Regions from separate parts of the Homo sapiens genome. Here region 2 is linked to region 1. Evidence: chromatin loops called from intact Hi-C (ENCODE). Cell type or tissue: Panc1. All regions are shown on one strand.

Region 1 (8,000 bases):
GATAATTTCAGGATCTGGGATGAAATCATTAAGATTTGTTGAAGCTCAGAAGAATGGCTTGGGGCAAAACAGGGATGTCACAGGGGAACAGCCAGTTAGCCATTGGTCAAGCAGTTTTCAACATGGCATTGCTTTAGTGAATGAGTCACAAGCCAGGATCTGGCCCTCAGACTTTGCAGCCCAGCAAACGGACCTTATCAATAATCCCAGACATGGTCAGAATCTTGGGGAGCCACTCACACACTAGTCCACAGGAGATTAATATATAAGCCAAAAGACCAATTTACTAATTTATTATGGGTGATATCTCTGTCCAGAGTCTTGAATGTTTGCCCCTCCTAGCTAAGGTATCCCTTTGCACACGCTGATGGAAACGTTCCCATCTTCCCAGCTGGGAAACTGGGTTATTAATCTGAATGTTGTTTGGTTGGCATGGAACTGAAACAAATGGAAGGGAAATGTCTCAAGGATCATGTCATCTAAGTGAAGACATGGTTCAATAAAATTTCCATCATATCACAGAGAACAATCCTCCACATATGTGTCCCCCAAATTCAGCCATCTCAATCCTCTAAGATTGAAGGTAAATTATTAATTCTGTTATTCCTTTCTTCTTGTGCTGCATGTCTTTATTTAAAAGTTTAAGATTATAGTTAACTAACATCTAATTACTATTTCTATAAACCCCAGAAGACACGCTATTTCTGTTATATGCTTATTTAATTTCTTTAGATTTCTAACAGCAACCTTTCTTACCCCTTGTCTAAGTTTCTTGGGAAAGCCTTGCCATCACCCCAATGTATCGTCTTTAAACTTTAGGATTCAACCATTCACTGAAGATATATTCATTTATCTGAAACATATTGAGTATATGCTAAGTGCAGAGCACTGGGGTGGGCATAGTTCAAAGCACAAAAAGAAAAGAGGAGATAAGCCCTGCTGCCAGGAAATCTCAAATTCATTTAGGGAGACGAACTATACACACACACATCCAAAAAAATAATATAGAGCAGTACATCATTTAGTGACAAATACGCAGTAGAGTTCAAAGGAAGGAATAACTAGAATTGTTCAGAGAAGGTTTTTGTTTTGTTTTGAGACCGGATCTCTCTCTGTCACCCAGGCTGGAGTGCATGGAGTGCAGTGGTACAATCATTGCTCATGGCAGGCTTGACTTCCCTGGCTCCAGTGACCCTCCCACCTCACCTCAGCCTCCTGCTTAGCTGGGACTACAGGCGTGCACCACCACACAAGGCTAATTTATTTTTATTTTTATTATTATTATTTTTTTTTTGTAGAGAGAGGGTTTCACCATGTTGCCCAGATGATCTTGAACTCCTGGGCTCAAGTAACCCACCCACCTCGGCCTCCCAAAGTGCTGGGATGACAGGCATGAGCCACTGCTCCCCACTCAGAAAAAAATGTTTAATGGAAAAAGTGGGATTTAGGAGAAAAACTGAATAAATTTCTTCTTAGATTAAGGCAAGATTTCTCAATCTAGGCACTATGGATATTGTGAGTCAGAGAATTCCTTGTCATGAGGGCCTTTCTCATGCATTCTAGGGTATCTAGCAACAGCCCTGGCCTCTACCCACCATGCTAATAGCACCTTTCCCTTAAGTTTCCACAACCAAAAAACCTCCAGAAATTGTCAAATATCCCCTGAGGGGCAAAATCACCTCAGGTGAGAACCGTAAGGTTTAGGTGACTGGTCATGTAAGTGAATTATTCAACTGACCCTTAGAGATGGGTGAACAATGCTCAGGGGAGAGGTTAGGGCTAAAGATTCAGAGTGGTGAGCTGGCAGCACTGGATGTGAATAAATAATTCCAAGGACTGGGCAAGAGGAGGATCTAAGAGAAGAGGTGGGCCTGGGACTGGATATAGCATAACTGTTGTTATAACATTTATTTTTTGCATGAACACTAATGTTTTATAAGTACTTAAAAGGTTCCCATCTTTATCTAAATTGGTGACATTTTAAAATAGATCTGTCTTTGAAAATACTACAAATAAAGAGGAGGGGTGGGAACATACAACTAATTATCTCAGGAGACATCTAAATAATATCTCAGGGCCGGGTGTAGTGGCTCAGGCCTGTAATCTTAGCATTTTGGGAGGCCGAGGCGGGCGGATCACTTGAGGTCAGGAGTTCCAGACCAGCCTGGCCAAAGTGGTGAAACCCTATCTCTACTAAAATACAAAAATTAGCAGGGTGTGGTGGCTCTTGTCTGTAATCCTAGCTACTCGGGAGGCTGAGGCAGCAGAATTGCTTGAACCCGGGAGGCGGAGGTTGCAGTGAGCCGAGATAGCGCCACTGCACGCCAGCCTGAAGGACAGAGCAAGACTCCCTCTAAAAATAATAATAATAATAATAATAATATCTCAGAAGACACATAAATTTGTCCTATAAGAAAAAAAATAGAATTATGAGAATACCACCAACAAAAATTTGCAAGGGGAGCAGAAAGTTTCCTCCTTACTGTATATAATTTTGCTTGAGAACTTGAAATTTAAACTGAGTGCCTGAAATATTATTACAAAGCACATTTCAAAATAGCAGTCGTCATAAGAAATGTCATTCACAGCTATCATCCAATACCTTTCCAGAGTGGTGTTTTTCCCGCCCTTTAGGGCTGCACATGAGCAAAATCTCAATCATCATCAATAGCCATTTGGTTTTCCCAAAATGCTTAATGGAACAAGCCAGCTTGGGAGAAGTAATTGTTATCTGTGGCCAGTCTGTGTCTTTGCTAGTGACCCTGGAGAGGGGACCAAGAAAGAGGGCAGCTGGCCAAGGGGCGCCTGATACCACAGCAGGCCTGTGTGTAGTCCGTGAAGGGAAGTCATCAGCGGGCTCACTGTCTTCCAGATATATTTTGTAATAATTCTAGCAGGAAGTGAGAAGGCCCAGTGAGTCATGCAGAAATACATCCTTAAAAAAAAAAAATCCATTTGACCTTTCCAACTTGTCCAGATGTACACCGTTTTTAAATTTTGCTTGTTTTTAACTCACCATACAAACAGGTACTGTGAGGAAACCTGGTTAGGTGTTGGTCCCAGGAGACTCTTTCGCCTAGAGTGTGGTGCCCAGAAGCATAAAGGGGCACAGAGGAGAACAACGGATTCAGAGAGGAAACTGGGCTGTATCTGAAACCTTTAGCAGCCTTGCGGAATTAGTTTCAATTCTTTGTATTTTGCTCTTTGCCTGGCCTCCAGCGTGTCGGGAGCAGCGGTGCAGAAACAACGCTGATTCAGAAAGTCTGGTTGCCAGACATTCTGTTGGAAACAGAAATCCGAAAGGGATTCTGACCTGTGTTGAGGGGGCAAGCTGGACATGGCTAGGGCCTGTTATCCTTGCATGCAGAGGAAAGAATCAGAATCCCTTGAGTCAAAAAAATCACAGTGCAAAGCAGCCTTAAAAAAGAAAGAAATAAAATAAAAGTGCTCACTTTCCTTGGATTTTCAGAGTTTTGGGTTAGGCTCCAATGGGAAATGCCACAGCGGGGAAAATATTCTCAGACAACTTCTCCCCCCACAACCCCTCCCCAGATAAAACCTTTTCTATGCAGTGATTCTTTCAAGCCACAGAGACATGTTTAGGGTAAATTTTATTTTATCCAAACCCTTTTATCCATTTTTTTTTACCGTTTATTCCTTTTCTTCCCCAACCATTACCATTTGCTTCCTTTAAAAAAAGAAGAAACTGCTCACATGATGGCACACACTTGAATAGCTCCAAGACCTATTCTTAGACTGATATATAAGGAATTTACTCACCACTCCCTTCGGATTAATGGGCATTAACCTTTGGAATACAGTCTTTTTATGTATGTCAGGGTATTTTTAAGAATGGGAAAACCCAGGATACAGATAAACAACAATGGTTCCAAAGGAGAGTTATTTTTAGACCTGACATCCCCAAGTACATAAAGCTACAGACACCAAAATGGTTCTCACTCATGTGCCCCTCCTGTCACTTTTACAAATCACTCTCCACCCACCTGCTTGGTCTGGTATGTTCGTGCATGTGCACAAACATGCACACACATGTGCATATACACCTCAGACCTCTGCATAAAATCCCACTGTCACAATCTCTAGTTTTGATCAAAACCCAAATCATGCTGAAGAGTAAAATTGTAACAGTTTCCCCCAGATAAAAGATCATTCTTGATAAGGCTTTCTCCTAAAACTTTTGTAAAAATTGCTGGGGTGGTTGAAAGTTTTTCTATACACATTTAAATGTTGGATGTTTCTCCAAACCAGTCTTGAACTCTTGAGGGCGTCATGGTAAAATGCTGGCGATGTTCCTGCTGTTACTACCAACAACCAGCCTCTGAAAAAATGGACAGAGACTCCGTTGAAGAGAATGGAAAAAGCTCACTTATGTGATACTGCATATAAAATCTGCAACGGAAAAGAAAGTAATAGCACCTGAAAGTTTAATACATTTATGCTGATCTAGAGCACTCTGTTGAGGTTCACTTGGGACATGCAAAATTACATGTTTATTTCCCAAATGTAAGTCTATCTAAAATACGGAGGAGTACACTTTAGAGGATCTCTTGCTTTCCACTTATGTAGGGTATATTTCATACTCTAAAGAACTAATAGAAGAACTAATAGGGTCTGAGGATAATGTGAACTGTCAGCCATATATAGTGAACGGTTAGCCACATATATATATGGCTATATATATATATATAGCCATATATATATACAGCAACCATTTGGCTGCTGTTTATATATACACATATGTATGTGTATATACATATATATACGTATATACACACACACATATATGTGTATATGTGTATATACATATATACATATACACATATATGTGTGTGTGTATATACATATATATACGTATACACACACACACACACTCATATATATATATATACACACACACACAGCAGCTGAATAGTTCTAACAACCAGAGGGAATCAGTTTCTTTGGATGGTTTTACCAAAATTGTCTAAGCATGTTTATGTTCCAGGAGCAGAAATATCATTGTGTTAACAATTTTAAAGATCTTAGTCAATTGAGTCACTATCTGGGATTTCTTTCCAAATAATCCAGTGGAGGAAAAGGGAAAGTGAAGAATAATGTAAATAAAGCAGTTGTAGATGAATAAAGGATACATGAGGCTTCTGTATTCTTCTTGCTACTTTTGTATATGTTTGAAATTTTCCATGATAATAAACTTTTAAAATTTCCACATAGCCATTCATTTATTTCCAGTATTAACTCTTTGAGTGACTTTCAAAACAGCACATTTTTCCAGTTGAATTCACATGATTAAAGCATACATATAGGTAGCAGTCTAGTTTGGGGGCTTTACGGAGCAGTGTAAGCAATAAGACACCCAGAGACCCAAATCCTGGCTTCGCCACTTCCTAACAGAGATCTCAGGCAAAATTACTTACACTCCCTGAACATGGTGATTTTATATGTAATTTGATGAGGATGATAATAATATCTACTTTATCATAAAGTCATTTTGAAGGGTAAAGAAGTTAATAGAGCTAAAAAGGTCTCGATGCAATTGGTGATTAATAAATATGCGGTGTATTTTCCATCAAAATCATTATTGGAATGTTAAAAGCCAAAATTATTTCAAACTAAAAAAAGAGAAAAACCAGAGTAAGTGCTTATTTAGGTATGAATTTGACCTACATATATCAAGCACCATTTGTGTGCTTTGAACTGTGCCAGGCACAACACAGAATAATATATAATCATTGTTTTAGAGAATCCTATAGCCTTGTGGTGGACAGATAGACAAATTTATATACCAGTGAAGAAGAGCCAAAACAGGGGTATGGATGTGGAACTCCTGGAGTCCTAGAGAGGACACTGTGAGCCCAGCCCAGAAGGGGTCATTGAGTCGTTAATCAGGCACTCAATTAGGGCATCCTACTGACCACTAAGCCCTGCTCCACAGCCTCCCAGGGAATCCATCCAAGCTCCTGGCCAATCCTTTGCCTCCCCTGGCCATATCCTAGGTAACCAACAGACAGCCACGGAAACGGAGCATACACAGTGGAAGGAAACCAGAACAAATAACCTCTGGCATTTCCACTCATTTCAAGACAGTACATCTGAATTGTTAATAAACAGAGAACAGAACTGTTGGAAGGAGCATAGCAGATTGGAGGGTCTAGCTGGAGGGGCTAGGGTGGGGATTTGGGACAGAGGGGGATATAATGGGAACATTTGAAAGGTTGTTTATTGCCAGTACATGGGGTCAGCTGCAGAGCCCCTTGGCCATCAGAAGGCTGTCTCTTGCAGGCTTTGCCTTCAGGCAGGGGACAAAGAAGATGTGAAAACTGAAAAAGAGAAATAGCTGGCAGGGAGGAGAGTGTGCAGAAAAAGGCAATGCTCCAAATAACTTGCCCCTCCTATTTTCTATTGGCACTATAAATACCATTCTAAAATGTTACCGTAACTTAAGGAGTCTCTTTTAGGAAGCATTTGGTAGTGAGTCATCCCACAACTATGTATAAAGCTGAACACCCTGCTGTGACTCTGTGAAACTCCTCAACTGGCTTTTACCGGGTCTGTTTTGGAATCCCATCTCTGTGGCAAGGAAGGACATGTGCAATTTGCAGACAAGGTCACCTTTGCTGCCATGATCTCGACCACTGCACTTACTCCTGTCTTGCCCAGGGGACTTCCAGGAGAGGAGGGGGAGCGTCAGAAACCTGGACAACACAGATCCACTTTTAGGAGAGGAAGGCAGGGGCTAAATTTAATGAATAAAATGTTTTTGGAACACGACACTTTTCAGATGACAGGCTACAGACAAAAGAGAAATAGACCCAGGGTTCAAGGCAATGGACTCGAGACAATTGAATCTTATTCCCAAATATCCTAGATGCACTTTTGCCCGGTGTCTTTCTGCTGCAGAGGCCAAGCCGCCATTTTGGCCACCTGCCTAAGTAAGCTCCACGCACTTCCCTTTCAGGCCTCATCCCCTCCACCCCGTGGCTCTTCAGAAAGTCAGCAAGAACAATCAAGGGCCCGCACTGTGCTGACACAATGCTAGCAAAATTGTCACATTACCTTACACAGAGAGGGCCTTTCCGTTTATATGGAATCCTTACCAAACCCCTTGACATAGGCAGTGCTTATTAGCTTTGGGTTATTGATGTGGTTTAATGATTCTATCTTTTGAATAAAATATATCTGTCAGTATAATAATGTGTGTTTACTATGTGAAGATAGTAAAGCAAAAAATAATACTAACCCAAAGAGATAAGAACTAGTCTCGCATCACACAGAGATAAGAACGGTGAGCCTTTTGGTCCGTTTCTCTGCTGCATTGCATAGCAGCAGGTCAGCGCGTAGGCTCTGGAGCTCATTGCCTGCTTTTGTATTCTTAGCTCCTCCTTTTAAGACCTGTATGACTTTGGCCCATCTACTTCTCTGGTTATCTCACATTACTCACCTGAGAAATGGAGACTGTAATAGACTCTGTCTCATAGGGTTGTTGTAAAGACTACGTGTATTAATAAATGCGAAGCACTTAATAGTGCTGATAATCAGTGCCTGATAAAGTAAGCAGTATGGAAGTGTTTGCTCTTCTCAAGGTTCAGCTATTCTCTGCATGCACTTTTCTATACTGCTTGCCACTTCAAATCGAACTAGATATATTTTTTGTATGATATCAGCAATTCTTCATGAACAATTTTGTAACATTTCTGCTTTCTAATGATAAACTATTAAATATTTGTATAGAAAATCTAGAAAGTATAGAAAAGCACAAAAAAGAAAATGACAGTGTCACCAAATCTTACTGCTCTTAGGTAACAACTGTTACAAATTTACTATGTGTCTCATTATTTTTCTATATAGAGATTTTGGCAAAATTTAACCAACAATTGTGAGCATTTTACATTTTGCTAAATATTCTGCTATAGCATTTTAATAGCTCGATTGAGGCATATAATTTACATACTATAACATTCACTCAATCATAAGAGTATAGT
Region 2 (8,000 bases), 100 kb after region 1:
GTCTGTTTCCTTTTTTCCTGAGCATGGTTCAGGGATAACTTTAGCCACTGAATTCCTTGAGCGTCAGGATCACCCAAGCTCTATTCTTTGTTGTGGACTCATCGTCCAGCATATAGTAAGCATTCAATAAATGGCTGAATTAATCAGTGTTCCCAATAAGAAAGGGTTGAGGACTTCTGGCTTTTGTACCCCTCAGCCTAACACCTGGTGCTGGCTCTGAGGAGCTTGCACCTGCTCCGAGGGTCAGGGCTAAGTGGTTTGAGCAAGTGGCAAGCTCACAGGTCCAGTTGGCTGAGGGCCTGACCCATGACGATCCATTTCCTTAAGCAAACGAGACATGTCAATACAAAGGTCACAAATAATCAGCAGCATAACTCCCCGACAGGTCTCCCTCTAGAGCAGGGGCGTCCAATCTTTCAGCTTCCCTGGGCCTCACTGGAAAAACAAGAATTGTCTTGGGCCACACATAAAATAGACTAACACTAACGATAGCTGATAAGCTTTAAAAATATTGCAAAAAAAAATCTCATAATTTTTTAAGAAAATTTACAAATTTACATTGGGCCGCATTCAAGGCCATCCTGGACTGCATGCAGGCCGAGGGTTGGACAAGCTTGCTCTAGAACCTTAAAGGAGAGAAAATCTCCTTTCACTTTGGTTCAGGACAAGAAACATTAATTGAGCAACTACTATGTGTCAAGAACAAGAACATAGATACAAATAAAGATATAAAAAGGAACATTCCCTTGACATTCAGGCCATGCTGTCCAACCCTCCAGAGAGTGGCCTCCATGGGGATCAGGAAAGGTGTATGTCAAATCACTCTGTGACCCCTAAAACACATATCTCATCCCCACAAGTCATTCTTTTACATGCTGCAATATAGTCATTGCATTACTTCAAAGCTATTCATCAGTTTTTCTCATGTAAACTCTTACTAAAAAAAATTCTAGGCACCTTTGTGATCGCTCAGGTACAAGGCTGCATTTCAGAATCTCATCTTGCCTCTGGCAAGTTCCCCACAGGAGACAAACACTAAAGATGGATTTGATATAACTATGTCAAACGAGGAATAAAGCAGACAAGTGTACTCACCAAGGTACCCACAGAGCACCTGGGACTGTCTGGAGCACAAGCTGCCCACTGAGCCAGAGGGTGTTGTAACAACTGGGCAGACAGCTAGGAGTTTTAAAAAGCACAGTCATTAGCTATTTTACTGAAGAGATGCCTGGCACAGAACTATACAAAGATTCAAAGTAGAAGAGGGACTCATTGAATGTTCTTATCATTTCCCCAGAAATAAGGTCCCTGCTACCTGGGGCCAGGGGATTAGACACTGAGGATCTAAGGAGGATTCCAGATTTTAGTCCCAGATCTTCTGGCATCCCTTAACCAGCAGTCAGACTCCTGAATTCAGTTTTCCCTTTAGCACGTTCTAATGTTAAAATAACAGAGTACAATTTACATACTGAAACGGTAAAATAAATACCTTGATTTATATTAAAGATGAATAAGAAAGGCTTTGACCTCCTTTGACAAAAGACAGTCTACCGATTAAGAATAAAACTTTGGTTTTCATTTGGCTGGCCTAGATTTCAGTGTTCTTAAAACCACCTGTCATCATTTCTAACCCGCATGTGAAAACTCCTTCTTGAATGAGTCAAAAATACAAGTGAATATTGGTTTGGGGCTACTTACCTACAGTTTAAAAAGCTAGAGCTCTCTGAAATGGACTAAACGCATCTTCCACAATAGTTATTACATCTGGAAAATTTGAACTTCACTTTCTTTAAAGTAACAGCAACCCAATTTGTATTTTGCCCACCATATTCTTAGAAAAGAAAGCACACCCCCTCCCCCACAAAATATCTCAAATTGAAGAGGAAATATTGCTGAGTGTTCAAAACTTTTTCCATTGGTGGTAAGGTCAATAAAAATATAGAATTTTTGCAGAAGAAGATGTTAATTCAAACCCCTGTTCTGTCACTGATTTCCTGTGAATCCATGGAGAAGTCTGTAAGATGAGGCAGACGTAACCCTGCCTCTGAGGGTTTTTATAAAATTGAAATGAGATGATATATTTAAAACAGACTGACAGACAAAAGGTGGTCAAGGAATATGAGCAGTTGTCTAACTTGTGTGACAAAAGAAGCCCTGACTGCCTATTAGGGCCTGGCATGAATATCATTCTTTCCTGGCTCCTTTCATACACTGGGAGTCCATGCACCTTCCATGTTTATAGAGCACGTCTTCTAGAAGTAACACTGCCACTATTCAGACCTGACTTGAAAACTTCTTTCAACACAAGACAAAGGCTTTGTGGACTCTTCTCTTGATTTATTTTTTATTTTTGCCATATGTGTGCCTCTTATCACTTGATTTTTAAATGGATAACAAAGACTTTTTCCATACTCTGGAACTTACCATGTCCAATATTCAGCCCACTATCAAGATCCCAGTGGCAGATTTTTCACAAATGTGTGGATTACACCTTCTAGGCGGAACACTCTTTAACTGAGATATGGGGCTCTGACTGGCCAGTGTGGCATGGAAGACGAAGACCCAACAGCGGGGATTCTATAAGCACATACTGCTATCATGTTGCCACCATATGCTGCTTCCAGCTGACATCTGCTCACATATGTTCCCACCAATAAGAAACCATGCTGTTTATTTTTAGAGGCTTCTCCACAGTCTTACAGGAAGAAAATTCCCTCAAATAACCAGTCAGCAAAGACAGGAAGCTACACTGGATATAAACGGTTTGTCACAAGATTAACAAGTCAGACAAAGTTTTCTCATTCGTATCTGACCTTTAAAAAGAGATGCTGAAAGTTATCTTAAATAAAAATCTCAAAGAATACAACCAGAGAAAGGTAGAATATGCAGAGTAAGTCACTTGGTTAGCAATACTTTTTCTTCAAACTATGGCCCTATGCATTTCTTGGGGGGATTTAAGTGCTTTTCCTGGGAAACAGCACCTTCTTCAGGCCAGTGTACGCCGTGGTGCAGAAGAGGGACAATTCTATTAAACAGAATTCAGATCCCAAGGTCACCCAGGTCATAGGAAGTCTGTGTGGGAATAAGATGAGGTAATTATTGTCACTTGCAATTTCCAGCCTGCAGTTCTCAAGTATGCACCTTTGGTTTACTTTCACTCTGCTATAAAACAGCATTAAAATCCCTTCTTTTCTTTCCTTTCTTTCTTTTTTGTTTTTAAGTAAGGCAGGAGGACAGGGAGCTCTGGTGCTGATCCAATGCCTTAGAAGTTAAGACCATGAATGAGATAGAGATGTAAGGATGCTAATGATTGTTCAGTCTACAGAAAGCAAACCTTAGTTTTAAAATAATCAGTTTTCAGGCCGGGCGCGGTGGCTCACGCCTATAATCCCAACACTTTGGGAGGCCGAGGCAGGCAGACCACGAGGTCAGGAGTTTGAGACCAGCCTGGCCAATATGGTGAAACTCCGTCTCTACTAAAAATACAAAAATGAACTGGGTGTGGTGCCACGTGCCTGTAGTCCCAGTTACTCAGGAGACTAAGGTAGAAGAATCGCTTGAACCCAGGAGGCGGAGGTTGCAGTAAACTGAGATCACACCACTGCACTCCAGCCTGGGTGACACAGTGAGACTCTGTCTCAGAAAAAGGAAAAAAAATCAGTTTTCAATCATCTACATCATTGAAGCAGCACTGAGGTATGGATACACTCTGTTTAGAACAGTGAGGCTTTGGATATATGCGAAAAGGCTTTGTAACAAAGAAATGTAAAGAATTCTCAAAATCTGAGGCATTTATAGTCTTACAAACATAACTTTTTTTATTTTAAATTTTATTTTATTTTATTTTAAGTTCCGGGATACATGTGCAGGATGTGCAGGTTTGTGACACAGGTAAACGTGTGCCATGGTGGTTTGCTGCACCTATCAACCCCATCACCTAGGTATCAAGCCCTGCATGCATTAGCAATGAATCCTGATGCTCTCCCTACCCCATCCCCACTGACAGACCCCAGTGTGTGTTGTTCCCCTCACTACGTGCATGTGAGAAACCTGATATTTTTAGAAGAACGCAGGCACTCACTAATTTATGATGGGGGACTATGGGTAACACAAGTCATAAAATAGAAACAGTCCTAGAATTAAAACTTCGCATGGGTAATTTACAAAGTAATTAAATGACTAGGAAGTTAATTAACTGTAACAATGTTGGGGTTTATTTTTGCCTGCAATGACACAGCTAAGAAATAAAGCAACAAAACAAAAATACACAGTGTTTCCAGAGTATGTTTCTGAACTATCTGCACAAGGATCACCTGGCCGCCTTATCAAGATGCAGGTTTCTGGAGCCCATCTTAAAACGAACTGAATTATAATCTGAATTGGAGTGGCTGACAAAGGCTTGGGAATCTACATTTATAAAGGTACATCAGTAATTATTTTGCATGGTAAAATTTGAGAACCCTGGTACAGGTTATTATGCCTTACAGGTTAGCAAGGCCTTTTACAGAACCTCATTTGACCTCAAAACAATCCAATCAGGTGAATCAAGGAAAAATTATTCCCTCATAAGGGCTATTTGTTCTGAGTAGGTAGTGGTTTTGTCTACTGTGAGGGTCTATAGGATAGAGATAAAGCCATTCTTACTGCAATGATATCTTAAGTAAAATTAGATGTCTTACAAATGTACAACTAAACTCCCTATCAAATAAGCTCCTGCCCTAATCCCTCCAGCCTCTCCACACAAACAAACAATGCATCTCTCTTGTGATATAGCAACTCTGTAAGTGGGTACAATCATTCCTCCCAACACTGAACTACAATGAGTTTCTACTCTTCTTAGAGAATTCTCAGCAAGAAAGGGAAAACTGATCCAAATGTATAACAATTCAGGGTCAGCTTAGATCAAGACCCTCTTTCTATAATCTGAGTACTTGTGACAAACAGTTAATAAAATTAGACATGACTTTACACACATAGTTTCATTATTGATGGTGATATTTTCTGACAGTGGAATTCTTCTGAAATACCTCTCTCTCCAGGACAAACTAGCACCGGTCACCTCATTCTACGTAGAAGAAAAGTGTAAGTTTAGTAGGTGGAATCATGGCAGTTCAGGACTTAGTTTAGAGATCCGATCAGTGATTTTAGTTAACACACATAATAACCTAAGGCTTAATACTATGAAGAGATACAAATGAGTGACTAAATTACTATCCAAAACAACTTAATGTTTTAAAAATGCCTCAAGATATCTCAGACAGAAAACAGTGAAGACAGGTACAAGAAACCCAGGGTGGTGAAGTTTAACAGATCCATCTGAAGGTGGAACCTCCTGCTTCAGAGCCTGAGGTCATGGCTATTATTCAGCTTTGCTTCTGCTTGGCTACTTCCAGGTAGGAGTCAGAGGTTTGGTGCACTCCTTCCTCTGTCTCCCTCTCGTTAACCTGCAGAGCCCAAAATGCCAAGGATGAACTTGAATGTAGAAACATTTTCCCCACAGAAAGCCCTGACTGACCTCTGGGGGGACCGTTCCTTGACCAAACCACCCATCCTTTGCACAGAAAAGTCCTCCATCTGTGATTGTTTCTTTATCTGTCTAAAGTAGAATCAGAATAAGTCATTCACACTTTTCTGGAGTTTCTAAGCCAGCAGTTTTATTACAAGAGTTCACTGCTGGGTGCGGTGGCTCACGACTGTAATCCCAGCACTTTGGGAGGCCAAGGCAGGCAGATCATGAGGTCAGGAGACTGAGACCATCCTGGCTAACACGGTGAAACCCCGTCTCTACTAAAAAAAATTAGCTGGGCATGGTGGGGGGTGCCTGTAGTCCCAGCTACTCGGGAGGCTGAGGCAGAAGAATGGCATGAACCCCGGAGGCAGAGCTTGCAGTGAGCTGAAATCGCACCACTGCACTCCAGCCTAGGTGACGGAGCGAGACTCTGTCTCAAAAAAAAAAAAAAAAAAGAGTTCACTATAAAGGAAGTAGAAACAACTGCAGTCATATTGCCATAAGATGTCAAAGCAAAAGTGAAAATAAGTGAAAATGAGATTAAGCCAATAGATAGGGGAATAAATGATCATATTTTAAAAAAATCAAAATAGAAGAAATGACAAAGTTACTGCTACATCTGGTGTAAACAGAAAAATCCCTGATAAACTTGGTCTAAGAAGCACTGACATTACCAACACTGAAATGAATCCAAAACTTTAAAATTAAATTATATTTCTCAGAAAATTCCCATCTATGTTTTGGCAACAATAAATATTTTAGAGCTCTGAAAATCCACTAAAAAGTACACAGTCATCTTTTTCAGATGGAGAGATTTGCAAAGACCAGTGGACTTGCGGTCATTTCAGTGTCTTTCTCAAAACCAAATTTTGCATTCTTGCTTACAAGATGAAGTAACAAATAAGGATTCTTACAATAGCCTAAAATTATGAATGAATAGTTATTTGCAAACTAGCTTGTCAAGACAGATGTGGTATTTGTCAGTGTCGTGTGGGTTAGATAAGAAAAGTAAAATAAACAGAGCCAAAGTCACAGTCACAACGTTTTTCTTTTTCTTTCAGAAGACCAAAAAGATACTACAGTACTTCCTGAAACAACAACTCCAAAAGACCAGTGTTATTCTTAAATAGCTACTCCATGACTTTTTCTTCAGAAACGCAGCGTCTCTTCTTCAGAAATAACCTGTTTCATAATTACCGACATATAGATAGCTTGGAAGGCCTGAGGGACGGGGACACGCTAGTGGAACATGCTAGTGTGAGAGAAAAACAGCTGCCTGTGGAGGGATGGAAATGCATTCAAACTATTTCCAGAAGGTTTGGACTTTACAATATCCAGGAAGCATTTTCCATTTGCCTTAAGTTCCTCAAGTCATTGTGGTTGAGGGAACATCTAAGCCAAACATTTCTGACTTATCAGGCAGTAACAAATCCAAGCGTTCATTTGAGAGAATGAAGGGATGGTCCCGGCCCAGGGAGGACCGCTTTCTCAGCACGATGAGGCTTTCCCTCCTAACAGACACTAAAGCCAGTGAATTCAATTCCTCTTGGACAGCAATGTTTTTCCACATCACTGAAGTGGTGTTACTGGGTTGCCCCAGGAAAGCCAGGATGCTAACTCACTGAGAGAATATGTTGCACTGTGAACAACTACCCAAGGCCTTAGTGTGGCTTCCCCTCTCTGATATCATTTCTACTCCTCAAACCCTCTGCAGTTACTCTCGACCAGCCCCTCCCCTTCATCTCATCCAGCTTCCTCTTTGAGATTTCTTTTTTTTTTTTTTTCATTTTTCAGATGAAGTCTTGCTCTTGTCTCCCAGGCTGGAGTGCAGTGGCGCAATCTCGGCTCACTGCAACCTCTGCCTCCCGGGTTCGAGCAATTCTCCTGCCTCAGCCTCCCAAGTAGCTGGGATTACAGGCGCCTACCACCATGCCCGGCTAATTTTTGTATTTTAAGTAGAGACAGGGTTTCACCATATTGGCCAGGCTAGTTTCAAACTCCTGACCCCAGGTGATCCACCCGCCTCAGCCTCCCAAAGTGCTGGGATTACAGGCGCCAGCCACTGCACCCGGCCTCCTCTTTTAGATTTCTACACCGTAATGTCATACTATTGCTAAAGCCGCCTTTAAAATGAATTGCCTGAAGGCTAAGAGGCGGCTGTGGCCAGTGCTTGGTTGCGGAGGTGAGATGAGGTCTACATGAGTATAACCACAGCTGCCTGACCTGCCTCAGCCTTGACTCCAAATGTCCTGGTTTCTTTTCAACCAGTGGAAGTGATGAGAGACAGGACACCTGTGAGGAGAAGCGAAACCAGCCCCAGAAGCACATTACATAGAAGCCCCGCCTGCATGTCAGTCTTTTATAGGCAACATCCCCTCTGTTCTTTGATTTTGGACTTTGGGATCCAGAAAAATAAAGAGGCAAGTACTATGTGACACATATGAACCTTCAGAGATCAGTTCAAATAGTTTAAATAATTTTTCCCGGCTGG

Evidence for each region. A loop is a pair of places that touch in the nucleus more often than their neighbours do. Peaks named below come from ENCODE experiments on the same cell type or tissue, not always from the same donor. Only the 100,000 strongest peaks of a DNase experiment are listed, where the experiment ranks them.
Region 2: a loop joins it to region 1, with 2.2 times the contacts of the local background. A loop is called at or near these places in 16 of 110 quality-filtered maps.

What each region holds. Positions count from the first base shown.
Region 1 is chr1:218,458,610-218,466,609 of GRCh38, reverse strand. No RefSeq gene overlaps it. Among named protein-coding and RNA genes, the nearest start is that of TGFB2-OT1, 20 kb to the right of the region's middle. RefSeq lists enhancers at 6,389-6,683, 6,432-7,431. In Panc1, a CTCF peak has its summit at 4,290; DNase peaks (open chromatin) are centred at 3,092 and 6,519; H3K4me3 peaks cover 2,083 bases; H3K27ac peaks cover 8,000 bases.
Region 2 is chr1:218,356,513-218,364,512 of GRCh38, reverse strand. All of the region lies in intron 1 of TGFB2 (transforming growth factor beta 2), which reads right to left. Among named protein-coding and RNA genes, the nearest start is that of TGFB2-AS1, 15 kb to the right of the region's middle. In Panc1, CTCF peaks have their summits at 2,800 and 3,002; no DNase peak of the experiment used is centred here; H3K4me3 peaks cover 1,577 bases; H3K27ac peaks cover 8,000 bases.